Regions from separate parts of the Homo sapiens genome. Here region 2 is linked to region 1. The links are chromatin loops, found by intact Hi-C in ENCODE. Cell type or tissue: testis. All regions are shown on one strand.

Evidence for each region. Hi-C counts contacts between places; a loop is a spot of excess contacts. Peaks named below come from ENCODE experiments on the same cell type or tissue, not always from the same donor. Only the 100,000 strongest peaks of a DNase experiment are listed, where the experiment ranks them.
Region 2: a loop joins it to region 1, with 7 times the contacts of the local background. A loop is called at or near these places in 1 of 110 quality-filtered maps.

The regions. Positions count from the first base shown.
Region 1 is chr1:59,505,531-59,510,530 of GRCh38, reverse strand. All of the region lies in intron 6 of FGGY (FGGY carbohydrate kinase domain containing), which reads right to left. Among named protein-coding and RNA genes, the nearest start is that of FGGY, 210 kb to the right of the region's middle. RefSeq lists an enhancer at 3,182-3,251. In testis, no CTCF peak of the experiment used is centred here; no DNase peak of the experiment used is centred here.
Region 2 is chr1:59,095,221-59,100,220 of GRCh38, reverse strand. No RefSeq gene overlaps it. Among named protein-coding and RNA genes, the nearest start is that of HSD52, 49 kb to the left of the region's middle. In testis, no CTCF peak of the experiment used is centred here; no DNase peak of the experiment used is centred here; H3K27ac peaks cover 1,309 bases.

The sequences.
Region 1 (5,000 bases):
AAATCTTATTCTGTTTCAAATGCCAAAGTAGCAGAAACCTGGAAGAGAGCAGTGTCCTTGGCTTTGTATAATACGGTTCTGGACAATATCTTAATTATGTCACTATGGCTAGTATCTAACACAGGAGAGACTGCACTCCAGTTTGCTGAGCACTTTCATGCTAGGGACTGCACTAAGGACATAGCATGCATTTTCTCATTTCATTTTCATATTAACCCTCTGTGAAGGGTACAATAGGACCCATACTACCCCCATTTTACAGACAGATGGGAAAATTGTGGTTTACAGAAGAAAAATAAACACCCTAGAGACAGCCTAAGAGCTGAAGACAGGCCATGGGTTCTACTCTGACTGATATCCACACCTCTGCTCTTATTCATTACATTACCTTTTGGAGTAAAAGTTGTTTAAAAATGGGTTCTGAATGGATGAAAGGATCAAGAGAAGTATTTTTAGAACAAGCATTATGTATGTTAAAAAAAAAAAAAAAGAAAAAAGAAAAAGAAAAAGGAGCACCGTTTAGAAATCTTGCCTACTAAATTGAGATTTTTTAAAAATGGTTTTCATAGGAAGGTCAAAATGGAAATTCTGTTCCACCTTCACCCCCAATCTCCACAAACATAAAAGGTGTAATTTTTATAAAAAAGGTTCTAGACAGGATTAGCAGGGTGGGGCACTCTTCCAAGTTTTCTCTATAGTAATTTAGGAAGAAACCTTAGCTGGTAAAGGAGCTTAATTTGATTCTATGTCCTCTAGGCTCAGAACATGAGGCTGCAGACCACTGCGAGGCAGAGAGAGTCCTGGGCATGCAGACAGGAGATCTGGGTCTAATTATAGGCTATAGGACCACAGGGAGCTTCATCAGCAGAGGATGCGTCTTGAGCAAGGACAGAAAAAAGGGAGAAGGGGCCCCTAAGGGAACTATCAAAAGGGCTAGGTAAATTGGAACATAGGCTGGGGTGTGAACTGGTAGGGGGTGGGTGTTGAAGGACAGAGGAAGCTGGGGAGGCAGATGGGGCAGTGGATGCAGGGCCTTGTAATCCATACTTAAGTGTTTGAACTTAATCATGAAGCCCACTGTAAACCACTAAAGGAGCATTAAGCCAGGAGGAAAGCGATTAAACTTGTGCTTTTTTAAGCACTCTCTGGCAGTATTATAGCAGAGGATAGACTGGGGTTAGGGAAAATAGTGTGAATCTATTTCAGTAATCAAAGAAAGAGAGAGAATATAAGGATCTTCACTGAGATATTGGTAACGGAGATGTAGAAACAGAGGCAGACAGAAGGGATTCCATGGAACAAGAAATAACAGGTCACAGTGGTTGCGTGGATATAGGAAGCATGGTAGAGACTGAGATACCATGGCTCAAACTCCCCCTTAAGGATGGAGTAAAGTCAGCAGACAGCTGCCAGATGTTCCAGGGCCTGCCTCAGTTGCAGAGAGCTGCCTTCCCAAGGTGATGCACCTCCCAGGACAGCCAGTACCTGGTGACTTTGCAAAGCAGAGGCAGAAGGGCTCTGATAGACACCACTCACTCCAGAGACTCTGCTGAGTTCACCAAGGTGCTGCAGGAATGCACCTCAGTTCAGCTCTTTTCCCTCTACCCAGTCCTTCTCTCTCTTCCTTCTTTCACAGCCAACCATCCCTAATAAACACCTTATCCCCCCAAATCTGTCTCAGCCTTTGCTTCTGGAAAACCCAACCTACAGCAGTGAACCAGCCTTCTCCTCAATCCAGTGGTTAGGGATGAAAATAAATATATACAAGGACAAATATCCCATCTTTCATTTGGAACCACAGCCTTCAGGAATAGGCTATCTGGACTCCAAGCAGGAAGGAGCTTTGTTTATTTAGAGACCAAAATGAAACAGCTTGGCATGAGAGAGGATGATAGAAATAGGTGAGAATCCCTGAGAAATCACCCCTTCAAAATCACACTCTAAGTTTATCAGCCAGAGGTACACTGAGGGCACTAGAGCTGTCAGAGGCAAACATTAGTGCCTCCTGACAACTTTTCCCAATATAATCCTTGTTTGGCTTTTCTTTCACCATAAAATTAAATTATTCACAGCATTGCTTTTCCCAGAAATCAAGACTTCACTGCCTGAGCATTTGCAGTTCTTTCTAGGCTTCATTCAAGCATTCATTCATGCATTTTAACAAACATTTCAGAAACAATAGAACTAATGATTGCCTGCATAGATTTCCATCTACCATGTGCTAAGATCTAGGTGCTGAGGTCTCATATTGTGGTTTGGGACAAAGATGATGAAAAACTAAGACTCTTAGGGCCATGTAGAAAATGCTAGAAAGGTGAAATGTGTACATGGTGTTCCCAGAGAACTGTGGAGGGTCCAGTTAGGGTGGCTAGTAGAGTGAATACAGTCTTCAAGGTGAAGATGACTTTCAAGCCTGTGTGGAAAGGCAAGTTGGAGATTGGTGGTTTCAGTGCTGGCATGCTCCGGGGAAAGGGATGACAGCAGAGCAAAAAGTGAGTTTCCTGTAGGGAGCCCTGAGGGGCATGGTGTGTTTGAGGCATTTAGTATGTCGCAAAAAGGGGAACAAGGAGGAACAGAGAACTGGAACAGACGGGACAAGAGGCAGCGGAGGGCTTCAGGCGTGGCCAGGCAAAAAGGAATTGCCCAGAGGGGCACGACTGTAAGTGCTCAGGTTGGGTTTTTAAGAAGATAAATGTGGCCGGGCGTGGTTGCTCATGCCTGTAATCCCCAGCACTTTGGGAGGCCGAGGCAGGCAGATCACAAAGTCAGGAGTTTGAGACCAGCCTGGCCAACATGATGAAACCCCGTCTCTACTAAAAATACAAAAAAAAAAAAAAAAAAAAAAATTAGCCAAGCATGGTTGCAGTTGCCTGTAATCCCAGCTGCTTGGGAGGCTGAAGCAGGAGAATCGCTTGAACCCAGGAAGGCAGAGGTTGCAGTAAGCCGAGATTGCGCCACTGCACTCCATCCTGGGCAACAAGAATGAGACTCCGTCTCAAAAAAATAAATAAATAAAAAAGAAGATAAACACACAGTGTAAAGAAAAGCTTGGGGAATAATTTTTATATTTAAAACAGTCAAACCAAGTGAAAAATAGAGGCTGCAAAACATGCAGTATATGACTTCCTTTTGTTAAATTAAGTTTAACTTAAAGGTGTCCGTTTGTAACTTCAGCCTAAAGGTTTCTTCATACACAGTGACTGTAACTTAACTGGATTTGTAAACACACTGTAACCTACTCTTGTAACTAGAAGCTGAGTCTCAGCCAATCACAGAAGACATACTTCAACCACCCACAGGCGGCCAACTGTTCAAACTCTGTTCAAATAAGGCCGATGCAGAGCTGTACCCAATCCAGCTGTTTCTGTACTTTACTTCCATTTTTCTGTACCTCACTTCCCTTTTTCTGTCCGTAATTTCTCTTCAACCATGTGGCTGAGCAAAAGTCTCTCTGAACCTATTCTGGTTGGGGACCTGCCCAATTCATGAATCATTCTTTGCACAGTTAAACTGTTAAATTTAATTTGCCTAAAGGTTTTCTTTTAACAGCTGTAAGAACAACAACAATGAAAGTAGATGAACTATTTGTAAAAATACATTCCTAGGGGAAAAAAATACAGAAAATAGGTTTTCTCTGGGTGGAGGAATTATGAGTGATTTCTTTTTTCTTTCCTTTTTTTCTTTTTTCTCTAATTTCTAATTGGTCTACATTTCTTGTGTAATTTTTTTTTTGAGACAGAGTCTCGCTCTGTTGCCCAGGATGGAGTGCAGTGGCACAATCTCAGCTCACTACAACCTCTGCCTCCCAGGTTCAAGCGATTCTCATGCCTCGGCTTCTCAAGTTGCTGGGACTACGGGCACACGCCAGCACGGCTGGCTAATTTTTGTATTTTTAGGAGAGACAGGGTTTCGCCATGTTGGCCAGACTGGTCTCGAACTCCTGACCTCAAGTGATCCACCCACCTTGGCCTCCCAAAATGCTGGGATTACAGGCATAAGCCACCATGCCCAGCCTCTTGTATAATATTTTAAAAGATGTTTTTCCCCCTTAAATCTGGTCAGAATCCCACCTTGCCATTAAAATGAATGAACTTGAATTAAGGTATAGATTTGGAACTCCAAGATAAATTCAGAAAAAATGGCAAGATGCAGAATAGTATTCTTAGTATGATCATGTGATTTTTTTTTTTAAAGAAAAGGATATAAAAATGTAAGCACATAAACTTCCAGAAAAACCCTAGAATTTTGTCACAGCATGGGTTGGGATCCAGTGTAGGGTACTCTTCTCTAATGTTTGTGTTTCTTATATCCCATGACCTTGTATGTCTTTTGTGATCAAAACAATCTTACGTTGAAATAAAAACAAAATAAAGGAGAATACTGGACACTTTTTCCAAACACTGCTCCACAGTCTGAAGGCAGGAAAGAGACCCAAGGGCAGTTCACCTATTCTCTTGATTTGGCTGTCTCTGTCTCGGTGTACACACCCTCACCTGGGTATGTAAAAACACTATCACTCTGAGAGCTCTTAGGCTCAAGTCTGCTGAATTCCCATTTGGATGGGCAGATTCAGTCTGAGTGGTCAAAAGCTGGAATCTACAATTATCTGGTGGTTGCAGTCCCTCTTCACAGGCGGGGGCTCCTATTACACCAAATCTTCCCCTACCAGTTTTTCAATTATCTATGACTAATGAGCACTTTGGGAACAGTTTCAGACACACACATAATCCTCTTTCCTGATGTCAGCAGCAGAAATTAATGACTATGTGGACTGCTGGGAGACAGAAAATGCATTATAATGGTCAACAGAACTGTTATCCTCTCCAGGAAGGGGTAAGTGGGGGCGGGGTGTTGAATTAACTGGAAGGTTCAGTGTTCTTTTGTCTTCCCACATATAATGAGATGAAACCCAGGAGGAGAGTTGGTTCCAGGCCCATGGAAATGTCAGAAAGAGCTTTGGGCATGGGTGGCATGTGACCCTGCTTCCTCTGTGCTTGGCA
Region 2 (5,000 bases), 410 kb after region 1:
ACTATTTTAACCTATAGATGTTTTAATATTTGGTAGGGCTAGTGCCCTCTTCTAGCAATTTCCTTCAGTGTTTTCCTAGCCATTTTTTTGCATTCTTATTTTATACAAATATTTATTTATTTATTTATTTTTTGAGATGGAGTCTCGCTCTGCCGCCCAGGCTGGGGTGCAGTGGTGCGATCTCGGCTCACTGCAAGCTCTGCCTCCCAGGTTCACACCATTCTCCTGCCTCAGCCTCCTGAGTAGCTGGGACTACAGGTGCCCGCCACCACGCCCAGCTAATTTTTTTGTATTTTTAGTAGAGATGGGGTTTCACCATGTTAGCCAGGTTGGTCTTGATCTCCTGACCTCGTGATCCGCCTGCCTTGGCCTCCCAAAGTGCTGGGATTACAGGCGTAAGCCACCGCATCTGGCCTTTTGTACAAACTTTAATATCAGCTTGTTTAGCTTCAGGAAAAACAGCTTTTTTGTATTTTTATTAGTATTACAATAAATTAATAAATTAACTTAGGGTAGACTGGCTGACTGATAATGTTGAGATGTCTGAACCAAGAACAGAGATATTTTTCTATTTGTTCACGTCTACTTTTATGTCTTTTAGGTGTGTTTTAGTTTTCTTCATATAATTTCTGAACATTTCTAATTTAAAGTTATGTAATCTTAAGTTACTTCATCCTTCTGAATCTCAGATTTCTCATCAATCAAAAAGGGGATTGTAATATCTTTCTTGAAGACTTTTTATGAAAAGTAAATGAGGTAAATTGCAGAATAAGCGCTGTGTTAATCCTGGTTTCCTTATTCCTTCCCTTGAAGCTCATGCTTGCTCTTGGGCAGGGAGAGAAAGAGAATAATTTGTTACATACATCTAGCAATAACATTGTCTGTGTCAGTCAATAAGTAAATCGATATTCTGGAGTTCATCGTGTACCAGGGGCTGTGCCAGTTGTTGGGGATATAATGATGAGAAAACCAAACATGATTCCTGCTGTTATAAAGCTCCTGGTTAATGAACCTTTCCTATTTATCATGTGGGGTTTTATAAAAGCAAAATGTAAACCCAATTAGCAAGCCAGGCCCTGGAATTTCAACAGATTCTATAATCGCATAGCGTAGAAAGTGAAGGCTTTAAATACTTTTATGATCCAGATCCCAGTTTGACTCATCACGCAAGCAGATATTACCTAAAATGAGACAGAATCAGAACTGGAGGGAATACATGAAGGAGGGAACTGGGGAACAGTGGGTCATGATCTGACCAGGATCATATAATTAGTGAGTAACTGAACTGGGACGGGAACCTTGGTATCCAGCCTTCCAGGCTGGGGTGCTTTCCAGCACACACCCACTGTCATTCTACTTTCCATCTGCATCTTTTGTCACTGCCATGGATGTATCAGGGTTTCAGTATCTGTGCTGATTGTCTAGGGAACATTAGCCAGAAATGAACAGCACGTTTCTAAGAAGGACCTGATATCACCAGTCATTATGTCATGAGGCTGCAACTCAATCCCCAAAGAGGGTAATTTAGCAAAACTACACTGATATGTAGATTCAGGATGTGGACTGAATGTGAAAAAAATTAGAGTTACTCTAGCACAGAGTTCTTTGGAATCAGACGCAATAATTTACTCTCTGTGTGACTTTTTTCAGGTTGTTTAATTTCACTAAGCTTTATTTTTTTTTTCACCTTTAAAATGAGCTTACTAGCATGTTTCTTGTGGGATCCAGGGAAGAGACTGCTAATTGTTCCCAGTTTAGTTTTCTCCTTCCTCTATAATAATAGAACTCAAAAAAAAAAACAACAAAAAAACAAAACAAAAACAAATAGAACTCTTAGTTCTTAGCTGAGCAAACAACTGTCTGGAATGAAGACAACATTTCCTCAGTTTTTATTATAGTTGGGGATAGCCACATGAATCTGTTCTGCACAGCGGGAGGTCAGCAGAAATGGCATGTCCAACTTCTAGGAAATATCCTTAAAGTACCAAGACATGGCCTTCTTTTTCTCCCATTTTTCCGCTGCCTCCCTTTGGTTGGAATACGGGGGTGAAAACTTCAGCTAGAGGAGCTATCGGGGACCATGAAGTAACTTTGGGAATGAAGGCCACATGCAAGGAAGCATAAGATAACAGTCTGGGATGCTGTGAGCACTAAACCCCTGTCCTTTTTAAACTATGGCTATTTGAGAACTAAGATGGTTCACACAGTGATGGGAAGAAGTCCCGCTAATATTAACTCCTTGCTCTAAGGACAGCTGCTGCTTTTGTCTGCTTGGCTTCCCTTTCTCCTGATTTTAATAATTGCACCTCATGTTTTCTTTGAGGAATGACCTCTTCCTCCAGACTTAGTGGAACTGTCAATTTAAGTTGTATCACCCTTTCCTAAACTGGACCAACTGGACTTTGATTTTGGATGGAACTTGAATCTTGAACAGTGTAACCCAAGCACGAAGAGTGCAAGAATGGATATGTTCTGGAGGTGGGTGACAGGGAAAGCTCTTTCTTACTAAAGAATATCAATATGGAAATGTAGCAGGAACTCTAAAAATAGAAAATCAGCATGGCTATCATACTGGATTCAAACAAAAATCATCAATGGAGCTAAAACCATTGCATGAAAAGATGCTGGGAAACAGGATATTCATACAGTCTCCAAGTATAGTACTCTACAGATTACTTATCAACTACAAAGGCATAAAGCTACATCCCCAGTGGAGTAATCTGGTGAGCATCACTTAGCCAGGTGATCAAAATTTATATCACCAATGATAGAGCATACTGTCGGGCCCTGAGAAGGAACATCACCTATCTAGTATTCATGCCCAAATGGGTTAACCCGAATCGAATCAAGAAGAAATAAGCAGATGAATCCAAACTGAGGGAGATATTTTATGTCAGTTGGCCTAGACTCTTCAAACATTTTACTGTTATGAAAGACAAAACGCAAACAAACACAACAACCTGGGAATTCTAGTTGAGGAGACTAAAAATAATGATAGTTAAAATACATGATGCTTGATTGAATCCTGGATAAATATAACAACTTTAAAGGACAGTTTGAGGACAATTGGGGAAATTTGCATCTGGACTGTGTATTAGATTATAGTATTGTATTAAGTTTCCTGAGTGTGAAAACTGTGGTTATGTGGGAGAGTATTCTTGTTTCCTTGTTCTTGGAAGCTCCATGCTGAAGTATTTGAATCAAAGTATCATGACTGCAACTAGTATTAAAATGGTTCAGCAAAAAAATTGAAAGTAAATACACACACATACACACAGGAGAGAGAGAGCACGCAAATGTTGCCAAGTGTGAACCCTTGGTGGGCTGCTTGGTGGCTTGATGAACTTGTACTCGTTGTACTATCCATGCAATTTTTCTGTAGCTTTTGACACTTTTACAAATAAAAAGTGGGGGGAAAGTCTTTCTTCCTCTTTCCATTTATAGAGTGAAACACAAAGACCTTCAGTGCAATGCTTATCTCTTGTCACATGCCTTGGGTCCTTAAAGCCAAAAATCCAGTGGATGGTCAGGGGTGTGAGTCTGCAGCTATCAGCACGGAGCCGAGGAGACTGTCCGCTGCTAGGGGTGACACTTGATGTGACGTCCGTGAAGTCCGCTCAGTCCGTGTATCAGTGGCCTTTGGGACATTCCCAGTGCAAGGAAATTGAGAGCCCATGACAGAAGTAATGAGGCCTGGCCCCTCTCCTTCAGACTTGTCTCCTACCTCTCTCCTGGCCTTCTACTCTCTGGTTCCTTCTTCTCCATAAATAGGTCCTGTTGGTCCCCACCTCTGGACATTTGAGCCTGTTGGTCTCAGAGTCTGTAATGTTTTCCCTCAGGAGCCTTGCATGGCTGCCTCTCTCAGCTAAAAGCAACCTCCTCACCAAGGTCTTTCTTGCCCACAACAGCTAATGCTTTCCTCCACCCCCAGACCCCTCTCTACCCCATTTCACCCTTAGGTTTCTTTCACAACCTTCATCACTAGCTGAAATTCTAGCTGGAATTCTCTTACTCATTGTCTTCTGCACCCAGATATTGTATTATTCAGGATTCTGCAGAGAAACAGAACCAATATGAAAGGAGATTTATTATTAGGAATTGGCTCAAGTGCTTACAGAGATGGAGAAGTCCCATAATCTGCTGTCTGCAAGGTGGAAAGCCAGGACAGCTGGGGGTGTAATTCAGTCTAAAAGTCTGGGGGCCAGAGATCCAGGAGAGCCAATGGTGTCATTCCCAGTCTGAGGGCAGGAGAAGATGAGATCAGCTTCCAGCTCAAGCAGTGAGGGAGGAAAAAAAAGGGGTGAATTCTTCCTTCCTCTGCCTTGTGTTCTATTCAGGCCCACAGTGGATTAGATGATGCCCATCTAGGCTGGGGAGGGCTGTTTGCTTTACTAAGTCCACTGATTCAAATCCTAGTCTCATTGGAAGTACTCCTGCAGACATATCCAGAAATAATGTGTAGTCTGGGCACACCACGGCCCCATCAAGTTGATCCATAAAATTAACCATCACAGATTGGACAAGGCCTGCCCAGCTGCTGCTCTTGTGGTGCTTACATTCTAGCAGGGAGGGTGGCATTGGACAAGTAGCCAGGAACATGATGGGGTTAGGACATGGGGAGGAGCTATGGGAGGGGAGGGCAGGCACTTGGGCTGGAGGTTGGTGGGATTATTTGCAATCATCCAGGGATGGAGTGATTCCAATCAGGGTAGGACATATACTCTACCTGTGTCTAATAATAAAGCTACAATGAGGAACTAGGTCTCACTGAAGCTCCTTTCCCTACTCCTAGAAACCACTGTATCAGGCTTCTATGGGTGCGGTGCCATTGAAGTTGTCCTCTCTAAAATCATTAACTGGCCTTCCAACTGCCCAATCCACTGGTCACTTTTTTTAAACTTTACATTTTATTTATTTAATTTTTTATTTGATAAGTATATTTACTCCTGCAAGAAAAAGCTCATAAAATTAGATTAAGTGAAAAAGGTAGTATACAAAAC